2 separate regions of the Mus musculus genome follow, and region 1 is linked to region 2. The links are chromatin loops, found by intact Hi-C in ENCODE. Cell type or tissue: left cerebral cortex. All regions are shown on one strand.

Region 1 (2,500 bases), 410 kb after region 2:
AATAAAATACTTGCTGGTTGTTTTCTAATTAGGAAGGATCTGTTCTTTTCACCTCAAGAAACTACTTAGGGGACAAACAGAAACATGTAATCACATTGATTGAATCTAATTGACTTGGATGTTAATGAAGCTGCCTGCAGCCTGTTTGCTGTATTTAAATCAGGGTGACACAGAAGCAGTTATTTTTTTTTTATTCTTTTCTGGCCATTCTTGTTTCTTCACATCTTCTCATGAGCCACTGTGTTTGTTTGTTTGTTTGTTTGTTTGTGGGATTTTTTTAAAATCTGAAAGCCTCTTAACCTTTATGGGTAAAGTTGGGGGGGGGGCGGTCTCACCATCTGTATTCCGCATCCCATGTTCATTGACAAAGGACCTACTTCACCTAGTCCATAATAAATTAGATTTGAGTTTTGCTTATTCCATGATTATAACCGCCAAAATCTTATCTTGTATAAGAGCATTATTTGTACCACTCTTGGCTTACATTTCTCCTCAAAGCAGCTGAAAGCAACCTTTACTTTTAAAAAGAGTTTAAAGACAGAAGTGGTCCAACTGATGTTGTAAAGCCCAGCGGAGATTCATGCAGCAAAGGCAGCATATCCTTAGTCTCCAAAGTTTGAAATTAAAGTTTGATGTTTTAGGTGTTTGGATACAATCTTTTGGTCCTGTGACCAATCTCATTGAGATGGATGACTTTACATTTTATTATGGACAGTGTCTTGATGAATCAGTGAGGCAAATGATGTCCCTGTTCTCCCAACCAGGGCAGTCTGAACTTTTATTGTGTCTTCCTGTGTACTTTTACAGCAAACCTGAACTCTCAAGAAGTATAGAGAACTGGGGATCGGTGCATGGTACTAGCATGCAGAAACTGTCCTGCATCATTACCAGAAGACAACACACCAAGCTGCTTGTCCTGGAACAATCTAGAAGTTGCCAAGAAGTGCTTCTGCAATTCTACGTGCATTTTCTTCTTTTGAGTTGGATGCAGTATAGTCCCATGAACACTGAGACTGGAGGGAATCTCAGCCAAGAAAGAATGTGACTGAGATCCACGTTATGAGAGCACGGCACGAGAAACAATTACTTTAGTCTACCATTCTCATCCTCAATAAAGAAAGGGAAATTACATGAGCACTGAAGACTACCTCTGGACAAATGAGAGTAATGGTCTGGGTAAGCACACTCCAGGGAATGGCAGAAAGACTGAAGGTGCTTGAATGGAAAAATCCAGAATCGTTCTTGATTGCTGAGTTTCCATCAGGTGGAGAGACATGGTCTGGCTGCCTTTACCAACACCCCCTACCCCCTGCGCTGCCCTTTTTTAAAACAAATAGAGTCATGCCTTTCTCTGTGGATTACTTACTGCAGAATTTCCCAATTGTAGTTATTTTTCAAATGGTGGTTTCTCACCACCAACGTCAGCAACACTGAACATTCTAAAAATAAACGTGACGTCAGAGTAGAGGCTGGGCAGCTACACTATCCACGTTTAACGTGAGTAATTCTTATTCATGTAGTGTGAGGGGGTAATTCAGGACAGCCTGGTGGAACAGCATAAAGACAGCTGTGAAGGAAGAAGAGGCATGGTTCACTTTCCACAGAATACGTTGTCTGGGCAAGCGTGAGAGGGAGGGTCCGTGGTGTACCTGAAATCTACAGAAGATCTACACATGTATGTCATTGGCATGCTTTTCACTAGCTATGTATACATGTTCACATCATTTTTTAGTAAAGGGAGTTATAGTTTCAGACAATTACCAAGAGAATCCATAACTTCACCCCAAATTTTATAAACCACTTGTCTTTTGGATGCTTCAATTGGCATTAAAAGGGATGTCAAATTGCTGCTAAAAATATCTTCAACAGCCTTCTTACTTTTTCCTCTCTTAAAATATCACAATCAGCACTCCAGATCACTAATACTTGAATTACCATATCTACTTAGGTTGTGGATAACCAAACTGATCCACTGATGTTACCGTGCCTTTCCATGCTGAAGTAAATGACAGCCTCAAGCCGGAAACAAAAGGTTAATTTTGCCCTCTGCCCGTAGAGCAAAATCAAAATCACTGTTGATGCAGGCACTCCACTTCGCCAAAACCCAAAGTGGTTTCTGAGAAATCTCTTGCCACTTTGAAGAGTGAATTAGACCACTCATGATTAGAGAAATCAGATTAATTGGTTCAGAGTGTGATGTGAGAGTGTGCTCCTTAATGAAGGCAGCTGCAGAGTGGATGAACACACAGTAGATCCAGAATGGTTCAGGAGACCGGGGTTGTGTTTCCCAAAACATGTTTAGAAAATGGTATAAATCTCATAACAGCTAGTAGCTTTAAGAAGGACACTCTGAGGGAGCTAATTTTATAAGAGGTAAAGGTTATGGATGAGGAAGACTATGTCAGCACAAACCCTAGCATATCATCTAAAAAACAGAAATGCGGGATGAAACAGAAATGCAGAACACAATCTCTACCCATGCTCTGCAAGGACTTTATAA
Region 2 (2,500 bases):
AAAAAAGATTAATCGTTCCCGAAACTATGCTTTAGTCAAAGTAAGGTATCTGGCAGCCAGATTCACTAAGCTAAGACACAAGTATCTTATAAGATAAAAATGTAACACTTCAGCAAGACCAGTTCTTAGAAACCTCCCATCTATGGCCAGTGTTATTAGAATCTGAAGATTGTCAGGAGCCTATATGGTACTTCTGCCTAAAATACAAACTTCTGTTTATTGAGTGTACATGCTGTACGTTCTCAGCTGGTGGACCCAATAATTTCTCAGTGACCCAATCACTGGATTAATCATTGATGGAATCACAATTTGATGGCACTATTGGGAGTGGTAGAAAACAGAAGGTGGGCTGGCTGGAGGAAGCAGGACACTGAGGGTGTGAATTTGGATAGTGTTATCTCCTTCCAAGCCCCTCCCCATGACTAGCTCTCTTTTTCCTTGACAGTATCAACTGAGTAGCCAGAGTTGTACATGTTATTGCCACCACTATTTTCTGCCCTCCACGGGCCGATAGCAGCATATTCAGGCTACCGCGGACTGAGCCCTCTATGATGTGGGGGGTACAGTAACCCCTCCTCCTTTAAGTTGTTTCTCTCATGTGTTTGCCATAGTGATGTGATGATTGATAAACACAGGTGGGATAATTCTTCCTCTCTTTGCTTTATTTACTAGCCTGTTTCAGTTGAGAAGAGGGTTTACAGGTGAAGAGAATGCAAAGTCATGGTAACTGTGGTTAGGAAAGAAGGTTAAAGTAGGGGCCTGCAAGATGCTTCAGTCAGTGGCATGCTGTGCAAACATGATGACCTGAAATTGATGCCAAGAACCCATGGAAACACTGCATGAGAAGCGCATGGAACCTCAGTGCTAGGGAGGTAGACAGGAGTATCCTTCCAGCTTGCTTGGCCAGCTAGTCTAGCCAATTGGGCAAGGCTCCAGGTTCAGTGAGAGACTCTATCTTAAACATCAAGAGGTGGGAAACAATGAAAGATGACACCAGCCTCGGCCTTCTACATGACATACATATAAACACACATCTGTGCACAAGCATGTACATCTTATATGAACATATACAAACACACACATTTGTGCACACATATGAACATGTACACACTCAGACAGACAGACACACAGAGTGACAGGAGTGACTCTGGGCAGGCACAGGTGCTGGTGCTGGCAAGCTAGATGCGGATGAGAGTTTTCCACTGGCAGGATGTGCTGGCGGCAGTGGGCAATGAAAACCCAGGCTGGGGGGAAGGCAGGGCCTGAAAGGAAGGCATGGAGAGCCCTGAAGTCAGCTGCATTTACAGTTCCTTAACAGCTGTTTCTCAGGCTAGTTATTTGGTACTAGGGACTCACATAGAATCAGGGCCATTGAGACAGCTGCTCATCAGCTGTTTGAATACACTTGAGATTAACACAAGAGAGAATTCAGAATTAGAGGCAGGGAACTGTTGCTTACATTCCGGCTGAGATTCTTAAAAGCTGCGAGCCCTTGGGTGGAAAGAAGCCTCCGCTATCACAGGGGAAGTAAGTAGAGAAAAGCTAAGGTTAAGATAAAGTATGCTTGTGCAGGCTTGTGCACCATGCTGTGACAGCGAACAGTCAGAGACAGGTGAGTCATTGAATGATTCTGACATTCAAACTGAGTGTGAACTAAAAAGTTCTACCCAAATTGTCCAGAGCACTGGGCATTCTATTGCACATGCCAGCAAGATTTTGCTGAAAGAACCCTGATATAGCTGTCTCGTGTGAGGCTAGGCCAGTGCCTGGCAAATACAGAAGTGGATGCTCACAGTTAACTATTGGATGGAACACAGGGCCCCCAATGGAGGAGCTAGAGAAAGTACCCAAGGAGCTGAAGGGGTCTGCAACCCTATAGGTGGAACAACAATATGAACTAATCAGTATCCCCAGAACTCGTGTCTCTAGCTGCATATGTAGCAGAAGATGGCCTAGTAGTCCATCATTGGGAAGAGAGGCCCTTTGGTCTTGCAAACTTTATATGCCCCAGTACAGGGGAATGCCAGGGCCAAGAAGTGGGAGTGGGTGGGTAGGGGCGCAGGGGTTATAGGGAACTTTCGGGATAGCATTTAAAATGTAAATAAAGAAAATATCTAATAAAAAAGATAAAAACAAAATAAAACAACAACAACAACAACAAAAACCTATACCAGCGAAGACATCAAGTGCACTTTATGTGACTAACTGTGTCAGTTTTAAAAAGTAAGTCTTAGGATGGTGCAAATATCCAGGGCAGCTAGTGGTCAGCAGGTCTGCGTCTACTATAAGGAGCCACCTAGCTCCGTTGTGCTTCAGTTTCTGTGAGGTTTTCTGACATTTGACAATGCAAGTAGTCCTGTTCCTGGGGCTTGTATGTGAAACCCTGGTTAGGATTTCTAAATCCATCAGTTCCACAGGACATAGCTCTTATAAGAGTTAATCTGAATGTGAAGTGTGTCAGGAATAGCTAGTTGAAAACACAACTCCCAATCTCAGGACC

What was found. Hi-C counts contacts between places; a loop is a spot of excess contacts. Peaks named below come from ENCODE experiments on the same cell type or tissue, not always from the same donor. Only the 100,000 strongest peaks of a DNase experiment are listed, where the experiment ranks them.
Region 1: it touches region 2 in a loop (2.3-fold over the local background); 1 of 42 quality-filtered maps calls a loop at or near these places.

What each region holds. Positions count from the first base shown.
Region 1 is chr15:3,749,593-3,752,092 of GRCm38, forward strand. No RefSeq gene overlaps it. Among named protein-coding and RNA genes, the nearest start is that of Gm41255, 140 kb to the left of the region's middle. In left cerebral cortex, no CTCF peak of the experiment used is centred here; a DNase peak (open chromatin) is centred at 1,467.
Region 2 is chr15:3,341,119-3,343,618 of GRCm38, forward strand. All of the region lies in intron 5 of Ghr (growth hormone receptor), which reads right to left. All of the region lies in intron 4 of Gm41254 (a long non-coding RNA gene), which reads left to right. Among named protein-coding and RNA genes, the nearest start is that of Ccdc152, 39 kb to the left of the region's middle. In left cerebral cortex, no CTCF peak of the experiment used is centred here; a DNase peak (open chromatin) is centred at 1,363.